Regions from separate parts of the Homo sapiens genome. Here regions 2 and 3 are each linked to region 1. The links are chromatin loops, found by intact Hi-C in ENCODE. Cell type or tissue: heart left ventricle. All regions are shown on one strand.

Region 1 (8,000 bases):
GATTTACTTGGACTCAGGAAAGCAGTTTTTGAGTCATCTCTTTAGTTTCAATTGTTTATCAATAATAATAATACTTACTCTTTATTGGATGTTTACTACTTGCCAGGAGCTGTGCTAAGTGCTTTCTAGATAAATTACATTCTTTATCTTATTACAATAAGCTTATGAAGTAAGTATCTCCCAATCAGTCACACTAAGTATTATGTTTGATTTCCTTTTGTTATGAAGTATGGAAGATAGAAAAGACATTGAAGATTTTTTTATCTTTTTTTTTACTTGCTTATTCATCTTTGAATAAGTCCTGATTTACCTAAACCTAGTTTGCCAATATGCAAGTTGTACGGATTGTGATTTATGCTATTTTCTGTTTTCTTGCACACTGGCCATATTCCCTTATTTGTCTATGTTGGCAGGTTGATGGACAAAGTTCTTAGTTCAAAGCCGAGTGCCTAGGCTTTTATCTAAAATGGCTGACCTTTGCCCTCTAAGACATGAATAGATTGAGTACACACAAATCTATAATCATGGATATTTTCAACATCCATGACTCTGCCTATATTCTCTACCTCTTCTGCCTGTAGCATTTTTTTCTTGTGGGAACTACATCAACACCAGGTACTTCCTATTTCTATGTCATGCCTAATTATACGCTAGGAACTGTAATTTCTGCCTGAGTTTTGAGAGAGAGGTGACAACTCATGGGAAACAGAAAGGTGATGACAGTATTATTTTTTTCTCCAAAAGCAACATCAATCTATAAAGGAAAGGCTGCACAGTTTTTGATTGGTTTGTCCTTATGTTCTTCAAAATAGGCTGGAGGTAGGGGTGGGCACTCTTTGTTTCTGCAGACAAAGAAATGGAGGGTGTTGATTAAATTTTTAAGTCCAGTTTTATTGGCTTTGCACTTATGCTAATTTGACTTTTTCATATCTCTGTCTGTCTGTTTGTTTATCTTCTATCTATGTTTCTATTTATTAGTTGGGAAAATTTCATTAGGTCTGCTAGTCAGACACAGAATTAAACTGGGAGAGCTTTCCTCTCATCACCTCTATAGCTCCTTTTTAGTGATATGTCTATTATCCTTAGATCACCTGACTTGGGGGCAGACTATACTCATTGGATGAAGGTTTAGCAACTTTCATTGAGTAAAGATAATCACAAGCTTCAAAGTGATTAAAAGGCATGCTAAAGAAAGATTAACACTAAATAGAGTGTTTCTTCTGGAATTCTGTGAAAGAACACTGCCAAGGGGACAGTTTGGGGATGAATGTGTGACAAATTCACAGATATTCCTTGTGACAGTCACAAATCTCCTATGCATATCTTTATGATTGCTAAGGCACAATATTCCCATATTTCTCTATTCATGTGATAATTTTGAATGTATTTCCCATAGATGAGGGTTTTCCATAGTTGATTTATCATAAATACTAAAATAGAATTATATTTTATGGATACTTCCCACTCTTCATTCTACTATAAGCTGCATTAAGTCAACACAAGCTGTATTAGGCCAACACATTATTTCAATTTATATATAGCATAAAATTGTATATTGTAAAAAATTCAGGAGTGCCCTTCAGTATTTTGTTCTTTTTGTTTTGCTTTTAAAAATATGATGGATTCTTGTTCTTTCATAAGCAGAAAGAGAGAAGCTTTACAATTTATCAAAGTAAGTGAAATGCTTCCTTATGTTAGCATGGTATAGAATAGAGCTGTGTCAGGCATGTGGAGAACACTGGTAGTTCCTGAATGAATTTAAAAACAATTATTCTACAGTAAAATTTTAAAATTTGAGTTAGAATTCACCTATTTTAAGTGTGCATAGCAGGCACATTTTCTAATAATGGAGACACGTTTTAAAATATATACTCGCGGAGTACATATATGGTTGGTGTTTCATGAGAGTTTTTCCCCATTAAGGGATAAGGAAGATGAATGCCAGAATTTTACTTTTTTAAGCACTTTATTTGGAGTCTAGCCTCGGCTTTATTTATCAATCGTCCAATGACTTTTGCAAAAACATTTTAAATTAAGCATCTATTTCTATGTCAATGACTGTTGAAATGCTGTAGCATGAAAGTCAACATAGACTGGACTATGAGAAGAATAATTCTGCCACCTCTTTATGCAGCAGAGTTTTCTAAATTAAGTTCATTGCATGGATAATTTCCTATAACCACAGGGAGCCAGAGTTGGCTGGTTGGCCAGGAGAAAATTAACGAAAAGCAGAGAGGCCCGAACAAAGAGGGAATGAATGAGGTATACTGTTGCCTATTATAAAGGAAATAGACTAATGCCAAGATGAAGGGAGGTGATCAGAAGTTTACTCACTCAGGACTAAGTAATGATCCGAGGGAAATGCATGGTAGTTAGTGAGGAATCCAGACTTCAAGCTATATCAAGCATTGTGTTGGTGATGGACAGAGTGCCTATGGTTGTTTTGTTTGAATGATGCCCACTTTTCTAGGACTGTTAATGGTGTGTTCAATTTCAATTTAAAGCATTTCTATTGAGCTTTTGAATTATTGATCGGGGATGATGAAGGATGAGCCTACAACCAAGTGTGAAGTTACTGGTTAAGCTGATGCTGGGTAAGGTCTTATCTGAGGCAAAAATTCAGCTAACAGAAGGGTTTTTTTTTTTTTTAATTTAATGATATAGCGTTCTTGTTAAAAACCAAAAACCCAAACTTGCTTCATAAGAAGACATGGAAAACAGCACAGTTCAAATCTAAGAAGTTGGTGCAACTCTCACTTAGGCATCACTTATAAAGTGTAGAAATTGTTTTCTGTGTAGCAAAAAGCAAAATTTCTGCTTCAGCATATTATCGTGGGGTATAAAATTCAGTACTTGCATTTTCTATGGGAAGAGATCTGTAGATGTGCCATAATAATAAAAAACTCTGTCTGGAAGCAATATGTTGATTTTTCGGCATATGTCTTTTTAAATTGGAAGATTTAGAATTGCATAAACAGATTCCTGGTGCTTCCTTCCTATTTAGGTGTGGTACTATTCTAAAATGAAGCAGGATATGGGATGGGTGCTAGCTCGAGGGGGCCTGATCCACAAGGGGGAGATACAATGTCTGAATGCAGGGCACAGATACAGCACAGCTGCTTTTGCCGCTTAATACAAAGAGAAAAATACATCCCTGACTGAACTATTTAACCAACACATTTATTTCTAAACTGCGGAGTTGACTTGTTGCTTGGTTATTCATACATTCTTACATAAAACATGATAAAAAGACAATGCATTTATTGCTAACATGCTGGGAAGAAAATGGTAAAGAAAAAAAATACAATTCATTGCTTGTGAACTCCTGCCCCTGTGCGCCCCTCCCCACCCTAAGCCCCCAAGTGGCTTTCACTTTTGCTCAGTTCACAGTATCATAAACCTGAAACAATAAATGTCAATCCTCTCTTGATCACACATTAGCCCAATAGGCGTTTTATTTTAACTAAACAGGCCACCAGTCACTTGGCTGCCAGACCTTCCTGGAGTTGCTCCTTAGGGTACAGAGTGCTTTGTTTTACTTAGGCATGGGAAGTGGAGGGAAAGCTCAAGTGTAAAGACAAAGGTGAAGGGAGGCATAACCCTATAGCAGCTCACTGTGGGTACTTTCCTGCTGTAATAGACGACTGTGTGTCAATGCACATTAATATTTGATGCGCATCATCGTTATCATCCTTTATGTGCCCTTTCACAATATTGTGAAGCAGCAAGGTTGCTTCAGACAAGGATTTATGTGGCCAAGTGCAGTGGCTTTTACTTGTTGAAATTAGCACACATCCTGTCCTTACAACGTCAAAAGGGATGCTTCTGTTTATATTGAATAAACAGGCAGAGGTTGAGTCCAGCCTTTTTTTAAAACACTGTATTATCTTGAGTGCATAAACAAGACTGACAAAACAGTTTTTCTTAAATGGCACACTGATGCATTCTGTATTCTGCTACTTGGAAACAAAGACTTAGCTTCTGTCATTATAAAAGACCCTTGAAACAGATCTAGAAGTGAAAGCTTATGCATTGTGGGATAGACCGAAGAAGAAAACTGAAGAAAATGCTTAGATCTACAAAGACTTCTGTTCATTTTTATTTTCTTTTTCTGAAAATTGAATACAAGCACTGGGAAGCATTATTTGCTCACACAATGCCTGACCACATGTGCAAGCCATTAAAAGGGCGTAGCTCCCCTGCCATTTTGATGCAGTCCAAAATAAAAATATAAATGCCAATGGAACAGTTTCTCCAGATATTCTCCAGCTGTCCCTTGTATCATTAATTTTCTTTTCAAGTACAATAATTCACCCCTAACAATAACTTAAATAAGATTTTTTAAGAGGTCAGAAAAAATCCATGTTTAGAGGGGGGACAGTTCATGACAAGGGGGAATAAAGAGAAATCAGTATATGTGGCTTGTGCAAAAATAAGGATCTGAAATAATAACGACAGTCTTAATCTTGCAATATTTGAGGAAAATATTAAGGTCAACTTCTCATTATGGTAATTTTTCACGAAGACTGATTACCAGAATTTAAATCAAAGTTCCACTGCATCATTAATTCACTTATTCATTCATTCCAAAAGCATGTATTCAGTCCTTGCTTTGTGTTGTATATTACATATGATAAAGGCATGTCAGGATATATATCAGAGAGGAGCGCTATCCTTAAGGAGATTATCACATAGAACAGTATACAAAATAATATGTACATGAGTAACTATATAGAGAGTATACGAAAGAAAAGAACAAGTCAAAACAGAAAGATGATGTTGGATGTGGCAGCAACATCTAAAATGGTCCTCAAGGGTCTTGCCTCCTGGTATTCATGCCCTTGTGTAATGCCCTACCCTTGAGTGTGGGCTGTAACTAGTAACTATTCTTGTAAAACAGGAGAAGTGATGGGCAGGGCTGGCTTTACAGGCATGTGGCCAGTGCACACAGGGCACACAGAGTCCTGAACTTGGTTTAATGTTCTGTTGTCATCAACTTGATATTCTTAATCATTTTAGCTTTGAATTTTGTAAATGAAGTCAAGTGAGACAATGGATCAGAGCATGAGCTCCATGAGCTGTGTTCAATATGTGTGTCTGCCTCCTCCCCTTGCCACCTTGTTCACATAGATGGTTCTCAGTGCCTCATGAGCGCAGGATTCTGGTGACCCCATGAGTCATGGGAACTCGTGAGACTCAAAGCAAGTACAAGGTAAGTGCTGTTATGGTTTGGCTGTGTCCCCACCCAAATCTCATCTTGAATTTAACTCCCGTAATTCTCCTGTGGGAGGAACCTAGTGGGAGTGATTGAATTATGGGGGGGGGGGGGGTCTTTCTTGCACTGTTCTTGTGATAGTGAATGAGTCTCATGAGATCTGATGGTTTTAAAAATGGAAGTTTCCCTGCACAAGCTCTCTTTTTGCCTGCTACCATGCATGTAAGAGGTGACTTGCTCCTCCTTGCCTTCTGCCATGATTGTGAGGCTTCCCCAGCCATGTGGGACTGTAAGTCCATTAAACCTCTTTCTTTTGTAAATTGCCCAGTCTTGGGTATGTCTTTATCAGCAGTGTGAAAACAGACTAATACAAGTGCATTACTTCTATGAGTAAGTAAGGAGGAAGCAGATTGCCCCAACAAGATGCCTCTTTTGTTCAAACCAGAGCTTGTTTATCACAGAGAAAGATGGCAATAATGTCCTGAGAAATACGAATGACCAAGGAACGCTATCATACTGTTTTGTGTGTGTGTGTGTGTGTGTGTGTGTGACTTCCCTGGATGTGTGGAAGTTGACTTCCCTGGATTAGCCAACCATTTATACTGAAAATTATGACACTGGTGGAAAAAGACAGGGCAGACTGTATTTTCTTTTCCTTTCAGTCATTTCTTATCAGCAAGCAAAGGTAGGCAGAGTTGGTAGAATGCGTGAGCATCATGATGTGCAATAAAAACAGTTAAATTCGTTTTGTGTAAGTTTCCACTATTCTTGTAAGAATGAAATACACATGAATGTATAAGCTATGAGATACAAATTGTGTAATTTTGGTGATTCTATATAAAAATTAGATGCTCTTATATTTGCATCTAAACCTGGCATAGTACAATATAAAAATGAATGGTAAAATTATGCTAATTATTTAAAATTTTAACCTTTCTCTACTCAGAATGACAAAGCAAGTAAAAATCACCATAGGAAGTCAAGAAAAAGACACCAACAGAAGAAAGAAAAAACCCTTTAAGGGAACTTCTTCCTGCTTTTTGAACTAGGGACTTCACATATTTCTTTTGCATTGGGCCCCACAAATAACAGGCCACAATGATGCTATGTTGCTTCCAAGACTAGATTATAAAAATAATACTCTGGCATCCACCTCTTCTCCCCCTCCCCCCACGTCCATTCTCTACCTACCATCTCTTTCTTAGGGGTTGGGGGAAGGGAGGGAATTTCAGCCATTTTGTCAAGACACCTTGGCCAACAACCACCAAGAGCCTGAGTATTGCCAGCAGACGCATGAGTGAGCTTGCAAGTGGATCTTCCCCCTGCTGAGCCTTGAGAGAACTGCAGCCCTGGCTGACATCTTGATTGCAGTTGTAGGAGGAACCCTAAGTCAGAAGCACAGCTAAGCCACACCCAGATTCCCAACCCACATAAACTCTGAGGTATAAACATTGTTGTTTTAAGCTGCTAAATTGTAGGATGATTTGTAATGCAGCAATAGAAAAGGAATACATTGAGATTCAGTGGAATGACAGCTTCCTCCCAAGGACTGAGGAAGAGTCCTCTGACCTAAATCTTTTAGGATGAGCATTTCGTGATGGAGGAAGTGGCATCACAGGTAGAAGATGCTACGTAATCTAGGCCAGGACAACATTTCCCAAACCACTTTCTCACAGAACCCCATCATAATCTTAAAAATTATTGGAAGACCCCAAAGAGCTTTTATTTATGCATTCTATACATATTGATATTTATCATATTAGAAAATGCAATTGAGGCATTTAAAATTTGTATTTATCGATGGATTTAGAAACAATAACATACCCATTGCATGTTGAGATAGATAACATTTTTAAAAAAATGAATATGCTTTCTAAAAATAAATTCAGTGAGAAGAATGGCACTGTGTACATTTTTGAAAACCCCTTTAATCCTTGGCTTAATACAACAAAGCTGGATTCTATACCTGCTTCTTCATTGAATCTGTTGAAGAGCACATATCAAGTAGCCTCTGGAAAACTCCACTGTGCATTTGTGTAAGAATGAGAATAAAAAAGGCAAATAATATCTTAGTCGCTGGACCACACATTGAGACAAACCGATCTAGGGCATGGAGATGAGAGAGTCCAGAGCACATACTGACTAAACCATGTTGAAGAAGGAAAAATAAGGTTATTCTCAGAAGGCTTGCATATCATAGTCAATAGTTTATTCAGTAGAGGATTTGGCAGACATTATTTGCTGCCCATCCAAAAGCCATTTCTGCTCCCTTTCTTCCTTGCTAAAGAATCCTTGAATCTGTTCAGATATTAGAAGGTCATGAGTTGAGGGAAAGCATGTTGATTGGTGTTCCCTTTCCCATGATTGCTATAAGCACACATATGTGACACAACCATGGTGATGAAAAGAAATCAGCTGTGGTTGGTGGTGATAGCAAAGTGTAAGCTTTCATTGATACAGAGGCTTACTCATTTCTGCCTTTGGTTATTGTGCTGCTTCTGCTTGCTGTAGCCTTCCTGTTTCAATGATGAGAAGGCCAAAGGAATCTGTGAGCTGACCCAGAGCCCGCATGTTGTTGACAAGCCACAGAGTTGCCCAACCTCTTTTATTGTTATTTTGATTCAGGGAATTCCTGAAGATTCTGAAATTGTGAACTGACAAGCCCATGGATGTCTACAAAGAGTGAACTGATCACTGTGGGCTGGCCTTTGAGGCATCAGTGAGGTGATTATTAAGATAGTCAAGTTAAAGGTACTATGGGTCTGAACTACACTGGTGTCAACAG
Region 2 (8,000 bases), 180 kb before region 1:
TTCAGACAAGCCATAAACGTTTTCGAATCTCAACATCCTCATCTGTAGATTCGGGATAAATGAGATAAGATGCTTACCAATGTATGCTGGGTTTATTAAGTGCTTGATTTTTTTTGCTCTTATTAATATCATCAGTGTATAGATGAGGAAACAGGTTTGGAGAAGCTACAAACTGTGTCCAATATCACATATTTAGCAAGTGGTAGAACTAGGATTTGAACTACTGTTTGTGTGACTCCAAAATTTATCTTCTGAACTACTATACTGGACCACTCTCTAATACAAATTATTATTTTATCCATTGGCATAATTACTACTCTGGGGAAACTGCTACTTTTAGAAGGAACAAGAGAGTCCACTGAGGGACTGTGCTTGCATTAGTTTTATACAAAACAATCATCTTGCGATGCCTTGAGAGTTGAGAATTCTAATATCCTTTAGGCTAATAAAGGATCTTACACGGCTTAAGAAAGGTCCAGTCACTTGCCTCTAGTTTCCTGCCTCCTAAAATGCTCTTTAAAGGTGTCCTTGGGGATTGTTTTCTAAAGGGCCCAGAATGGAGTCCGAGCACATTTCTGTGGATATTCTTAGCTTCCAGTTTGGTCTTGAGCACCCCTGTTTCAGCTTTTACTCACTATATGGAGAATTTCTACCATATCTGGCTGCAATTTCACACCTGTCAATTCAATGTGACAAAACAGGAGACCATGTCAGACCCTCACAACAGCATATGCCTTTAAGTTCCCAAGCAGTTTTTTTTTAATGTCAGATTTATAATTCTCCTGAATTTCTACTAGCATATCCTCTCCATCCCTCCCCCCAACATCTGCAGAACATCCATGACAAAACAAAACAAAACCCAATCCTGACGAATTGTGACTTTCCTCTACAAGATAAATACTTTTTTCCTCCTCCTTAACTGAGGGATGGGACAAGAGATAATTTGCCTGATTCATACTGGAAGCAGGAAAATTTCCTTTGGTGTCTCAGACTTAAACAGGTCTGTACATGTTTGGTTTTGTTTGGAGATCAGTATTTAATTTAGAAATGGCTTGAGAGCTGAGATTTCTAATATCTCTTAGGCTAATAAAGTAAGGATCTCATATGGCTTAAGAAAGGCCCAGTTACAGTATCTCTTTTCAATTCATCTGGTGCATGAAAAGCTACTGCATTTGCATTAAAAGCTGAAAAGTTTTCAGCTGCAAAAGCCTGCAAGGTAGAGGAGGACATAGGCTCCCTAAACCTTTACAATATTCAAGTGCAATTTGAGGAGGACAAAAAAGCAGCGAGATGAGTCTTTCCTTTTATGGGGGTAGGAAGGCTTCTAACTTGGCAGAGCAGATTCATTTTGAAAAAGAAGACTCCCTCGGTTTAAATCCCAATTTCTAAATCTCTCTTGGGAGATGAAGGCTTTCCCTGTGTGCCTTTCACAATCAAACTGTTGGTTATAGCCTCTCCCCTCCATGGCTTTGAAATCCTCTCCTATTCATATGGTCACAACGAGACAGCCCTGGAGCGAGGATGGCAATCGCTTCCTGGGCTCTGTGCTGGCTGGATTCCACTGGGCGGAAGGGCTTCCAGCATTAGGCAGGGCTGCCCTGGGATTCACAAATGCCCACCACTTGGCGGAACAAGAGCCCCACGCAATCTCCCTGTCCCCAGATAGCCTCTTGCTACATTAATTGCATCATTGATGCATTAAAAAAAATTAAGTGGCCTTTTTATTCTAAGGCAACCGTTTGAAGGAGAAACATTTAAGACTAGCCTTTGTGACTATAACTGATAACACTCCTTTTATTTTACTTAACAGTTGTGGTCTCTCTGAACAAGGAGAGGCACGTCTAGTGTGTTTGTACTCTCTTTTTCTAGTGCATTTGCTAGAAAAGAACTCCACAAGATTGCTTTGCCCCAAAAAAGTCTTAAAAGAACAAGGCTAACTCTAATGGAATCAATCCTCTATTTGATTGGTCCCCAAAACGTTGATAGCCTTTGTATAAAGGGATAGTTTGACTTTTTGGTTAAAAAAACCACAAAATACCTCACATGATCACTTCATTTCCACTAAGAGTTAATGAACAGCCACTGAATTAATTTGCCCTGTCCAGCTAACAGCTGCAGCCAGAGCCCTAAGCTCCTAATGCAAAGAGACAAATGAATTTGACTAGGGTGCACGCACCTGCACATCTTCCCAACCTGTACAGAGTGCATCCAGGTGCTCCCTGACAAATGACCCGGGGCCTACTAAGCCCGGGGACATCTTCTTTGGATTAGTCTGTAGTGACCTGGGAAATTCCCACCCCTGTGTGAAGATTTCACATTTGCTTTCCGCAGGCAGACAGGGGACAGTGCCTTGTATGTGTGATCCCTGACAGGCAGGACAAATGTAAAAATGGCTGTGAGAGCCAGGATGAGCGAGATCAAGAATGATAAGGAGTTCCAGCCCGCCTGTAAGGAGGCATAGGGGGAACTGACCTGGAAGATGAGCACTTTGAAATGGTTGCGTCGGAGGAGCTGGGCGTGGTTGTTCTCCAGCCGCTTCACCTGTGCGCACTGCCTATCCATGCGCTCTTTGACCGCGCGCGTGTGGGCGCTGACCTTGCGGGACTTCTCCAGCAGCTTGCTCACCGTGTTGCTGGTGGAGGCCTGGTACTTGGAGAGCTTGGTGAGGTCATTCTGGATGCCCTTCACGGAGCCCTCCAAACTGATCTGTCGCTGCTCCATCTTGTGCTGGTTCTCCTGCACAGCGTCTAGCATGTTCACCAGCTTGTCCAGGAGCGTGAGCACCGTGACTGCGTTCACCTGTGAGTTGTCCCGGATGGCCTCCTCTGTGTTCCCTAGGTTCAGGCTGGGGCTTGGTGTGGAGGAAGGCATCGGGCTGGGGCTCGAGGGCTTTTCCTGCCGCATGTCAGACCCAGGGTGCTGGAACTTTTCGGCCTGTGCAGCGTCCTCTCCCATGGCTAGGCAGGTGGGAACGTTCTTTCTCTCTGGGAGCTGCTTCTTGCTCGGGTGAGAAGTTGCGGTGGTGAGGGTGTAGGATGAGGCCCGCTGGTTGGAGCTCAGGGCACCAGTCTCCAGGACTGGCAGAGGTTCAGACAGGCAACAACTGGCTACGCTGATCAGGGGAACTGCATTCCAGCTGCTCTTAAAGGCCCTACTCCACCCAGTGGGAGGAGAAGTTTACAGAACTGAGAACCATTTAGGGTTCAGACGTATGCACACACTTCCTAACCGCGTTCTGGGCACAGGACACTTTGTTGCAGGTTTAGCTTTTCTTTCCTGTTCCCCTTCCCTTTCAATGTCATATTTCAATCATGACTTCATCTAGAGGCGGAGAAAAACATGCTAACTTGGCCCAGCTCCACAGCTTCCAATTGGCTAAAGCTGGTAAACTTTTCTCTGGCTGCTATGCTGCAGATGCAACAGGGTGCCTGTTTCTTTTTCCTGGATACAAGTTATTGTAACGGAAAGTATTGTTTGCATTTGCCCTAGAACTGACTGATGGGTTGCAGAACACCGGGTGTCCTACTGGGAGGCATAGAGTTTAAAGGGTACTGCAGCCAAGTTTGTATTATTAGTTTCTCATTTGCAAAGGAATGGGACTAACTCTGATAATGATAAGGAAAACAGCTCAGTTCTTATTACTCTTGCAGTTGCAGATACAAAATAAGTTAAAAGAGATTGAACTTCAGGGATATTTAAAAAAAGTAATACTGCTGTTATGACTGTTATGTAATATATGGAAACTTTTTGAATGACCACATTTAAAAAAATGATTGTTTTTTTCAAGAAGTGAGACTGAGGAAAAATAAAATGTGGTCTTTTTAAGAACCTACCGTGATGATTTGTTTTAACTAACTTTGAGTTGGTGAGGAGAGACTTTCTCAAATGCCCATCTCTGCAAGGCATTTATTGACACGTGCCCAGAAGTGTCTGTTGGCAGGCTGAGTTGGAGTTTCTCAAGTGGTTCTAATGTTTGACATTTTAAAATTCCTGCTCAGTGAAGTGGCACACCTGTTCTCAAATGTGGCCCTCCTCAGCTGAACCTTGGGATGTGGGGCTTATTTTCCTAAAATGGCTTTACATGCTTGAGTTGATTTTAAACGTATCCAGCCTTTGAAAGTGCTTTCAGCAGGAAGTTTGTAATAGGCCTTCTATGAACAATTTTGAGACGAACAAATGCCAGCTCATACCAGGTCAGGGATTGATAATGGAACAATGCCATTCGTCAATAGTAACACCTACATGTAAGCCAATCAATCAGCAGGCCATTGGTTATCACGTTGGTTGAATCTCTGCCTTCTGCTATATGCATGAAGCACTATCCAGAAGACATTGGCAAAGCATGACGGAGACCCTGCTCTCAATGAGTATAGCTGCCAGTTAGGAAGATGAACTAAAGATATTTACAGAGGCCTTCAATTTCTTCAGATAATTGGTGCCACCAAAACCCACTTAAAGCAAATGCTTTAAAAATAGAGACCAAAAAAGGTGAAAAGAAGGTTTGGTTGAGATGTTATCTTTTAAAAAAGTAAGAACATTATTAAAATTAATTTACCTTATATTTAATAAAATTTAGTTGGTCAAAAATGTGTTAAATATTAGAATAAAGGATGAATCAAGTGTTGATTTTAAGAAGCATAATTTTCTAACAAAATTATATGATATCATGACACGACGTCCTTTTACATTTGACTTTTGTGGGCAAATCATAGAGTGTCACTATTTCAAAAATATTTGAGGGCTTCATCAATTTTCCAAGAGCCTCTCTTAAATTTTGACATTCAAATCATTTCTTTTTGAAGCACTTATTGTGCCATCATCCATGTAGATTTGTTCTTCTTCAAATGTTAATGTTAACTATTCCAGCTGCAGATTCTCATTTGTCAGAGGAGTTGCCCATGATTCAAGGGCTTCTCTAACATTACCTTCATCAACTTCATGATTTCCTACATATTTTGCAAAATTTGCGATTTCACATTATAATCACTTCACCCTGATTTTGCATTGATTTGCGCTGATTTTGCATTGCATTGTTGGATATTGTATAATCAGCTAGATGAATAGAGACATTAAAGAGATGGGGTGTGAGGTGGTAAAAGGAAAGAGGCTAGTTGTTAAATAGAAAGAAAGGTTTGCGTGTGGGCTTATTTATTTTTAAAATATATATTTTGAATAACACAAGTAATATCAGTCATCTATTGCTGTGTAACATACCAGCATGAAACTCAGTGGCTTAAAATAACGTTTTATTTACTCATGATTCTGTGGTTGGCTAGTCAGGGCTCAACTAGAATGGATTATTTCTGCTAGGCATATGCATTCATCTGTAGTTTGAGCTGAGGAATCTGAGATGGACTCATTCACGTGTCTGCCTCCTCAGCTGGGGCAACTAGGATATTGGGATTTCTCTCTTTTCCATTTTTCAGCCTCTGGGGCCTCTCCATCTGATCTCTCTAGTAGGGAAGTCAAACTTTTTTTACATGGTACTTCAGGGTTCTAAGAGAGTAGAAGCAAAGCTGCAGGGTGTCTTAAGGCTGCAGGGTATCTCTGGAACTCTCCCCTTGTCACTTCTACATTCTGTGTTCCAAGTAGGTCACAGGCCAAGATCAGATTCAAGGGGTGGAAATAGACTCCACCTCTTTAAGAGAGAGAAGCAGTAATGTCCCATGACAAAAGGGTGAGCCGCTTGGGAGAGACTGTTGTAGTCACCTTTGAAAACAATCACCACGTGAATAGATTGTTCTTTTAAAAGGCTATCACAGATAAAGTGGAGCCCCTTTTGATCACCATTTCCATTTTATTCCCTTCCCTCTCTTGTCAGGTAATCATTTTAATGAATTTGGCATATATCCTTTAAAAATTATATTTAAAAGTGATCAGTTCATTAGTGAATAGTTTCATGCTGTGATGCAATTTGTTTTGTTGGACAACCTTACAATCAGGGGAGCTAGAAGGAGCTATGTAATGGGAACATACAAGATGGCCTGAAACTAAGTAATAGACTACCCTGAGCAGCCAGACTTACCATTTAGTTGTCCTAAATTAAGTCTTCTTTCTGTCTGAGAGAAATCAGTGAATTTCAGCGGTCAGTTCTTAAAAGAAATGCTTAAAATAATTAATTCTACCTACCACATATTATGAAGTTTCTTGGAAATTAGGTAGTGGAGTTTAGACTTGATACAGTGACAGGCTGGGGAGGTTTTTGAACACGTGAAGGTGATGTGTTTAAGAAGAATCTGTACAGCAATAAGATGTAGAGATGGGTCACTTGGCTGGTGGGAAATAAGTGCTAGGCACTGGGGATGCAAAGATGAATGGTGTGTATTTGTTACCCTTTAAAATCTCCCACCTTAGGAGGATAGGTAGGTAGACAAATCCTAGGGATAGAGGTACAGGTGTGGGCACAGAGAGGGAATGATTAGCTCTGCTGGAGTCTAGGACCATGAAGGCTTTAGTCATGACAGGGTATGGTTAGGACTCAGAATCCTCCAGCTGATCACCAGCTCCCCCGAACACCAGTTAACCTCAGAGGTTTAAGTCACAGAAGCACAGAAGTCATTCCAGGAAAATACCTACTTTATTATCAGTTAAGGAATTGGTCCCAATTTCTATGTGGTTTCCTATTCTGAACCACTAGCCCATAATTCCTAGACCAGAGGCAGCTCAGTGGTCTCTTTTGTTGACCTTTTCCATGTAGGTCCATAAAGTAATCTGGGCACTCTTGGTCTGACAGCAATAGGAGACCTGGAATGAGGATCCCACAGAAAAGAAAGCCCTTTGCCCCAGTGGCTAAAGAAACAAAGAAAGCTAAGCAGGCTACTCCATATATATTTTCCCCTGTCCTCTATGTTGGAGTTTGAAAGCCTTTCAAAGGGTGGGTTTCCTCTTGAACAGGAGGCAGTCCTAGGGTTGTATATTCACCATATGGAAAGAAAGAAAAACCATGTGATGACACATCCACGTGTTTTATGTCATCGAGTTTTGGGGTGATTTTTTAATGCAACAGTAGATAACTGGGAACTGTAGTTTGCAATGACAGTGTAATTCTAAAATAATTATTGTTAATAGTCTAGGTTTGTTCCTAGAACCCCTCTATCTAATATGTTTTATGCATACTACTGTTTCCAAAACTTAACTGCTAAGGTAGTGTTATAAAGCAAAATAAAGGACTTTGTGTGATTATTCTCACCTTAAGAAAAACTTAACACTGGGTTTAATACCAAAAGGTGGTAGGAAAAAAGCATATTACCAGGATAAAATGCATTATGCAGAAAGGAAGGTGGAGTTGAAAGATCATCTGACCCTATCTGGGCGAACTCTATATCGAGTCATTGAATCCTGCAGTGGGTGTGGATAGAAAGTGAGGGTGCAGTTTGCAGAATGCCTGAACGTCTTGCCTTATCTTTTTCTACGGCAGTGAAGAGGAATCAAGTGTTTACTTTCACTAGAAATATTAATGATGAAAAGCACATGATTATATGATTCGAATCTCTTCCAACCAAAGTCCTTGTGTATCAATGATGTCAGTAAGAAGTAGAGAAATGTATAAGGAAATCCTACATAAATGAGTGATGAAGCATAAATAATGTATAGTGTTTACATATAAGGTAAATTTTACCCACTTCCCATGTGCTGTCATTTAGGAACTCCAAGATTTTAGAAAACTCTAGAGGAGCTTACATTCTCAAGGCCTTCTCTGGCTCTTGGGTTTAAATAAGTGTTTCTCTATGTGCCATATCTGTACTTCTCCATAACTGCCCGGTTGTAAACTCCAACCCCTTCTTTAAGTATCATACAATCCACTCACATAAAGTATTTCTAAGTGGAGTAGATGTTAATGAAGTTTTAGAGTCACAGTTAGGAAGATTTCTGACATCTTGCTGGTTTTTCTCCTCCTAGTTTTCTTTCTTCTGTTTTCTCCTTACCTCCATCCACTCTCTGTATCATGAAAAGAAATATTACTCAAACACTGGACATTAGGTTTTATGTTCTACCCCAAG
Region 3 (8,000 bases), 130 kb after region 1:
AGTTGCATTTTCACATGTTCATTTGGAGATGTCTGAACCTGAATCTAAGAGCAACTATGTTGATTAAGAAACTCTAAGGGAAAATTGGGAAAGACGAGTTTGCTTTTGTTTGTTTATTTGTTTGTTTTTTTAACCAGTGACTATCAAGAGCGTGATGGTTAGAATTTTGAGGTAAATTTCCAAGTTTAGTCCCCCAGACTAGAAGTGTAAACAGGAACCAGAGAAGTAAATTGTTCTCAAACTTTTCTCTGACACTCAGAAGGCCCACCCTGCAAGGACTATCATGAGAGAGTCTAACATGATGGGAAGAAGACATTCTCAACATTTTTGCAGAGGAGTTTTAGTGATGAGATGTTTAAATAGTCTCATCTTGGGAGAGCCTACAGGTGGCAACATAAGTGGGTTGTGATTGCATTACTAGTGGGCATGCACCTGGCTAACTAAGCAATATGACAAAAGAGAGTTGGGCTGCAGGGGAGGAAAATGGCAGATGTTCCATGTTGGCTAAGGGTAATTGTTCAGGAACCTTGTGAGTCATGTCCTTAGTGGCTTCTAGAGTGGTTGGGGAAGTATTCAGGGAGGAAGAGGGCTTGAGGTCCCATAACAGCAATTATGAGGTGGTAATCCGGAGATGAATGTGTTACCCACAAAAGAATAATGCATTCATGCATAACCAAGAGCTGAGAGCACAAGGATGGCTGCCAATTTTTATCTCATGCATAACTCAAGTAATCCATACTGTCCAGCTGAGAACAACACTGGTGTGACTGTGGGTGACAGTGAAGGCTTGTCTTTTGTATTGTAAATATTATACTAAATGCAAGGTTTGAATCCAGATAGGAAAATCAGTCATAGGAACTCTTCATCCCCATATCTATATGGTTTTCAATTCACCAAATCAGAGATTTCTCTTTAGCTTGTTTCATAGGCACTAAAATTACCTAATATGATTGCTGTTGTAATCATTTCTGACCTCATGGAAGGTAGTTAAGCAAGAAAGAGACCAGGACATTATATGATATAATAGGGTCATGAAAAAAAAGGATTTGATGCTGCAGTAAAAGTAATGAGTGGCCCCAAGGGGGCACAGTCACATTTATCAGATGCAAAACTTCTTATTCACGTTTTAAAGACTGTAAAACATAACGTCTATGAAGGTAGCTAGTATGGTACCCGCACACAGCAGATAGTTGCTATGAATCTATTTTAATAAAAGTGAGCACAGATTATAGATTAGAAAAAAGACAATTATTTAATCAACCCAGAGTCATTTGATCCATTTATAATATTGGCATTATTTCAACTAACAACTGTATTTGTCTAGTACATACAAAAGAACTATGTTGGAATAACCTACAGGCCACTAATTTTAACAGGTTGATGAAGGCTGAGAACTGTTTTCTAACTATTATAATAACCAAAGACAACCATTCTCAGAATATATTTAATCAAAACCCTACTTTAGTGGATTTATCAGCATGTACCATAAGGATGAACTGGTCAAGTCAGGTTCCATTACAACCTTAAAACTGAGACTTTTATGCATGAAGATATTAGTTAATTTGGTGTATAATTTAAACTGATTGGAAATGTTAAATTTAAGAAAATTCTTCAATGGTCAGTACAGAGCCTATATTTAAATATTTTAAATATTTAATATTTACTATTAAATTAAGAATTATTACTCTTTTTAATAAATCTAAGAGTTAGTTTATTTGCTTAAAATATATACTAGACCTTTTAAAAGAAGTAGGTTATAGATATTAAGAATCTAAACCAAATTATATTTTTCTATACTTTTTAATATTAGCCCTTATAAATAATCTCACTGCATTTTATACAGCATGATATACCTGAATACTGGTATTTTTTTAAAAATTATGGATTTATAATTATTTCCACAGATGACTTTGCATCTAACTTCCCACTGTGCTTCTTTCCTAGCATATATACCCATTTCATACCTACCAATTTATTGATGAGTAGCCAATTCCCCAATTCTTACTTGTAGATGCATCTCCATTTTGTGCAGATTCACTGATGGCAGCCAATGATCAGGTACCAGGGTCAACTTTACCCTGTTTGTGATAGAGCAACAACTATTGTGCAAGCTGATCATCAAATATTTTGCCAACCATGGGACATTTTAATTAGACTATTTAAAATCAACACTCAGACACAACTCATGATGGGTAATATCTGTTGATGTGCCATTCTTATATTTCCTGGGGCAGAAATCAACACCTGTGGTATGAAAAGCATATTACAGGCTGTCTACATTGTTTTCTGTTTTGAAAGATGCTGATCTGTCACAGATGCTGACGTACATTGTAATGCTCAAAATACTCTATACTCGAATAGGGATGAAAGTGCTGATGCTACTCAAATAGGGATGAGATGGCTGATGCCTACTTGGGAACGCACCAGAATGGCTGGCACAGGTTCAATCATTAAATAAACATAAAATCGCTTTTTCATTTTGAGAGAAAATTCTATCAAAACTAGCTTAAATTCTTACATGGTTGGGGGAAGGGTGAATACAAAACAGTGCTTGTATATTAAATTTGAAGGCAGAGGAAGTTAAATGCAATGCTAATTCCATTAACCAGTTTCTGATTAGTGACATGGCTGCTTTTGAAAATGGGGAAGGATTATCTTTGTGCTTCCAGTGGTTCCCTTGGGTTCCTATGATTAGAGGAGTCCAAGACTATAGGGGAAATGTTACACTTGGCAATGTTACACTTCAGTATTTAGAACCAGGACTTATGACCTTCCTCATCCAGAAGTGGTGTATGTTTGTGGGGAGGAGAGACACTAAATAATATGTAACACTGGGTACAACTCTCTCTAGTGAATAGTTCAGGGTTGGTGTGTGATAGAGCTTTGTATAAGAGAGAGGACGCTCTGATTGAGGATGTGGTTTGAGTAAGCATGGACATAATGATAACATGTATACTTTCTACATTGGTACAGTAAGCATGCTAAGTTAAATTTCTGACTTAGCCATGACTGGCATTCACTCCTCAAATTCCACAAATCAAAAACAGTGGAGAGCTTCTATTTAGAAACTACTTTGGTGCTTGTGTCTCCAATAAGGACCACAGACAGAACTTTGTATCAACCTTAATGAATTTTATCACTTATTTCATTTATTTTGGGATAACACATAAAGTAGCATCTCTTTTTAATAATCCTTCTAAATTATAAAAGCTTCCATAATGCTTATAGCAGGTACGTTCTTTTCTCTCTTTTCTCTGGAGACTGTTCAGGTGATCGCCAAGGGACTGTTTGTGCTTAGATTCCACCTCCACAATGGAATTGAAACATATACATATTCTTATGAGGCTGGTGATATTGCAACCACCATCTTCATGCAGCTGATTTTTGAGGGCTTCTTGCCTGCTTCTCATCCCTGGTCTTTGGAAAGTACATTCCCCCACTTTGACAGGTTTCTGTACCACTGCATTTTGGGCAGAATAGGTCTAAATGGGTTTTCAGCTTCTCTCCTTCTATAAAACTTATAAGATCTTTATGCGAAATTTTCATACCCTTCCTGGGAACTTTAAGTTGGATATCGATATTTCTTTCTGTTAAAAAAAATAAAAAAGGCAAAGTTTCCTCCCATTGGCCAATGCACCCTGTGGTGACAATTATTAGGTTTTGGTGTTGTACTATACAATTTTCTTGTTTTCCAAGCTTATGGTTGGAACAAAATCATTTAGACAACAATAAAATATTTAAGATAGTACAAAGCTGGAAAGCACCTTATATATCAGCATGATTTTGACCGAGAGCCTATTGGGAGAAATAATTTAGTTTTGGGAGAAATAATTTAGTTTCATTAACTAAAGTGGCTATCCTTGTCACTTTGGCTAATCAACAGTGACTCAGGAACTATGTCTATCTGGGAAAGAGTAAAGAGAAGAAAGCGTGGGTTTTTAAGTAAAATAAGATACAGATTATGAAAATCCTTATAAACACTTGGCTTACAGTAACTGTAATTCTAAAGTATTATTACTAAAACTGAGACTGAGGGTGAGATTTTTATCCAACTTAGACTCTTCAAGATAGGCATTAGTTTGTATCCAAAAGAGTAGGATTGCTGTATTTGGAATCCATGGTTCTAAGCCATAGCTGCTAATTGGACAAGAGAGAGGGGAGGCTTAGCTGTATTTCTGGAATTCCTGGATTGTTTTTCTCTCTAAAATCAGTTTAAAAACCATCTGAGGCAGTTGGCAATGCTGCCCAGCAGCTGCCCAAGTAGCAACTGCAACAGCTGGATCAATACAGCTACTGCTACAACAAAGAGAACTGCCAAGACCCATGAAATGTCTAAATAAGCAGAGGCCTGGTTTTATTTACTTGTCAAAAAAAGAAGAAAAAAGATGAGGCCTAACACTTGTTTTTATAAGAAATTATCTAAGATTTTATGGTATTTCTGCTTAAAATAGCACAGAGGAACTGAAACAGGAATCTAGAGACCAAAGCTGTTACTTACTACTCATTATGTTATAGAATTTATAGCATATGGCTTAATGCTCTTGAATACAAGAAACATTAAAATACAGAGGAACATTTGAAAAAAAAAAACAAGATAATAGAGGTTTCAACGTCATTGAATCTTGAACTATTCACTCAACAAATATATGTTGGGCACTTAATCTAAGCCAGATACTTAGGCTGGTGCCCAGGAAACAGATATGGAAAACAGACAAAAACCTCTGCCCTCTTGCAGCTTACCTTCAATATTTTTATTTTATCCATTAATTCTGTAGCTTCTTTAATTCAAATAAGTGATCTCTTATCCATAATGCTAACAACAGGTAACATTTCATGAATGTTTATATGTACCGGATACTGTTCTAGGTACTACACATACATGAATACATTTAATCCTCAAAACAACTCTATGAGGCAGAAATTGTTTTTACAGATGAGAAAACTAAGCCACAGAGAACAGCATTAATGTGCCTAAAGTTCCACAGTTAGGAAGAAGTGGCATTTCCAGTATTCAAACCCAGAGTCTGGGTCCTTAATCCTTATACCCTACTGCCTCCTCATACAACAACCACTCCACAATGCAGTTGATGGGTATTCTTGATTAGTTTATTTCTATTGATTTAAAAATTAAGCACATTGGTACCTTGTCTTTAAAGAACAAGTTTCTGTTTATAAACAGGGTATATCACCAGTAACAAATTTTACATATGCCAGAAATATGTAGGCCATGAGAGTTCTTAAAAATAAACACAAAAATCCCAGCTCTCAAATCCGATTCCGAATTTGGCGGTTATAAAATAATCACACTTAAAGTGTCTCTCTCACCTGTAAGCCAGCATATACCGTATCTACAGACTGAAATGCTATTTATTTTGCAGTGAGCACAGAATCCTGAGACCACGCAGAAGGATCACTGGGATTATTAGTCTAAACTGTTCCTTTTAGAGATGAAGAATTAAGGTCGAGAGAGGTTAACATATGTTCTTAAAGTCACATTTGAGAGCCTACTATCACTTAGAGATTGTATAATAGTCCCAATTTTTCTTTAACATAATTTGAGGATTAATGGACCAAGATGCAGTTTGTATAGGATGGTGTAGATAAGATAGCTATGAAATTCTTCCCTGGCAACCTCCAGAATATTTAATATGAATATTGTGATTTAGGGAAATCAGTGTCAACTTTTCCTACCTGACATTTGGGACAGTTTAACGAAAACTTTAAAATTTCTTTAGAACAGAAGGTGTTCAAACCCAAATATGGTATAGATAAAGTCTGACTGAGGTAAAGTGGCAACACAGTATAAACTATTAACTTTGTTGCCAAACATATCTGTTTGAATATTGATTTTGTCTCTTAGTAACCTGGACATCTTAGGCCACTTTTTTTACTCTGAATCTTAGTTTTCTCATCTGTAAAATAGGAAGAGAAATGCGTATTACTTAGATTGTTATATATATCTTAAATAAGTTAATGTATATAAGTATTAAAGCTTAATAAAAACACATAAAAGTTAGTTTCTGTACTCTGTGGTTTTCTTAATTATTGTGACTAAAAAACAAAATAGCTCACAAGAAGTGTAACACTTATTTGGATATACGTTTCTGAAATGATGTCTCCAATATATCATATGTCAAGAAGTTTGTAAATATATATTTATTTTTAATGTGAAAGCAAGACATCACTTTGACACCACGTATGGCACTTCTAAGCTTATTTATTTGTTTCTACCGTCCCTATTCCCTCAAATTTTAATAAAAGTATACCTGAAAAGCCCACTATAACTTTATTCCAGGCTATGGTAAAAAAGATAAAATCTTTGATAATAGGAAATTATTTTAAGTGTTAAAAAATCTTCATTGTCTAGCTTAAAATGACTTTTTAAAGCATCACCTGCACCCTTTCTCTCCTTGCATTTCATATTCTAGTCATGCCAAACCATCTGTTGTTCCCTGAAAATGCCATGCTGTTCCGCACTTCCATGTCTTCATGTGCGTTTCCTTTATCTCAAATGGCCTTTTCCTTGTTCGTTTGCCAAGTTCTTACCTGTTTTAGTCTACCAGTGGTACAATCCTTAGAGGCAGGATCCACGCCAAATTTATTTTTGCCTCCCTGGCACAGTATGAGTACCATGCAAAATGTTTGTTATGTGAATTTATGAAGCAGATGATCAAGCAGGGGCAATACCATCTTCATAAAAATGTGAATTTCACAATAATGTAAGAAATTTATCTGTACAGCCGTCTACTGGCACTTTAAGAAAGACTGAAACACAGACTTAAAAAATCTATGGAATGATGGTATTACTGTTCAGATATGATTATCATTTCATAGAGGACCAAATTTAAAGGACAGAACTTATTTGGATATACATTTTTGAGATTATATCTCTGATATATTGTGTGTCAAGAACTTTGTAAATCTAGATTTATTATTTTTAATAAAGCTAGACAGATCTGATGCTAGCCAAGCATTTTAGCCATCAGTAATGTTCATTACTTGGCACAGAGTTGGTATTTCCTAATAAATTTTAAAATAACACTATGCGATATTCAGTAGAAAATAATATATTCAAAATCTACTTTAAAGCATTTACATCAGAATATCACAAACCCATGTAAAAATTACCCATGGTTACACTGACTACTGAAAATTAGCATTTCCCCTATGTTTTTGTCTCCACTCTAGTTCCCTTACATTAGATGTTATTACTCCACACTTTAAAACCTCTAGTGCTGGTGAGACTTACAAGTAAGGATTCAAGGTATTAATCCTCTCCTAAAGCTAGAAAAACAACCACAGCAACTCACAGAATGATCCACTGAAATCAGGAATAAAAATAATTGTGCATCGTATGCTTGTCAATAGGAAATCTTTAGTACATGAATTTAAAAAGAGAGCAAATCGGAAAATGATAAAAATGCCAAATTATTCAACACCTAAACTATTCTTTAATGTTTAACTCATGTCCCAACTCCTTTCTAAGGTTCTCCCTATTGACTACCTAACATAGGGTCGAGCGATCATTTTTTTCTGAATGACTACAGACCATACCTTCTGATCTGAAGTTCCATGTATGGAGGTTTTCACTCTCTCAAAGGACTAGAAACTCCTCCTCAAGGCCAAGAGATTATTCTATAAAGATTATTTTGTAACCCCACAGTGCTAAAAGCATTGTAGATAAATAATAAATATTTGATGACTCTTATTTGTCAACAAATGCTAAATGGGGAATCGCAGGCACAATGCAGATTGTTTTATGCTACCGTTATTTGTAGTTAAGGGAAACCCCCAAGGCAAGACTTTATACAAGAAGGAACAGAGAGGAGAGTGTTGAGGGGGGGATCAAGGCCGAAGGATAGCATCAGGGACTAATTCTTCATTTGACAAATAGATTGTCTCCTGTTCCCCAGGCAGTCTGCTGCTGAGCATAGATGAGCTACAGTAACCAGATTGGCTCATTAAAATATAGTCCCTTTAGTTCAACATGACTCATCTTT

What was found. Hi-C counts contacts between places; a loop is a spot of excess contacts. Peaks named below come from ENCODE experiments on the same cell type or tissue, not always from the same donor. Only the 100,000 strongest peaks of a DNase experiment are listed, where the experiment ranks them.
Region 2: it touches region 1 in a loop (7-fold over the local background); 7 of 110 quality-filtered maps call a loop at or near these places.
Region 3: it touches region 1 in a loop (2.3-fold over the local background); 6 of 110 quality-filtered maps call a loop at or near these places.

The regions. Positions count from the first base shown.
Region 1 is chr2:192,022,742-192,030,741 of GRCh38, forward strand. All of the region lies in intron 5 of TMEFF2 (transmembrane protein with EGF like and two follistatin like domains 2), which reads right to left. The region is part of intron 1 of CAVIN2-AS1 (CAVIN2 and TMEFF2 antisense RNA 1); the gene reads left to right. Among named protein-coding and RNA genes, the nearest start is that of TMEFF2, 170 kb to the right of the region's middle. RefSeq lists an enhancer at 6,465-6,634. In heart left ventricle, a CTCF peak has its summit at 3,079 (motif pointing right); no DNase peak of the experiment used is centred here; H3K4me3 peaks cover 443 bases; H3K27ac peaks cover 1,671 bases.
Region 2 is chr2:191,843,971-191,851,970 of GRCh38, forward strand. It overlaps CAVIN2 (caveolae associated protein 2), which reads right to left and starts at 3,118. Exons shown (of 2, transcript NM_004657.6): 1 at 2,473-3,118. The coding sequence starts at 2,955. CAVIN2-AS1 (CAVIN2 and TMEFF2 antisense RNA 1) reads left to right here and starts at 2,518. Exons shown (of 4, transcript NR_187184.1): 1 at 2,518-2,801. RefSeq lists an enhancer at 2,823-3,331. In heart left ventricle, CTCF peaks have their summits at 1,632 and 3,183; DNase peaks (open chromatin) are centred at 1,621, 2,591, 2,921 and 3,361; H3K4me3 peaks cover 4,310 bases; H3K27ac peaks cover 5,011 bases.
Region 3 is chr2:192,151,436-192,159,435 of GRCh38, forward strand. All of the region lies in intron 4 of TMEFF2 (transmembrane protein with EGF like and two follistatin like domains 2), which reads right to left. Among named protein-coding and RNA genes, the nearest start is that of TMEFF2, 39 kb to the right of the region's middle. In heart left ventricle, no CTCF peak of the experiment used is centred here; no DNase peak of the experiment used is centred here.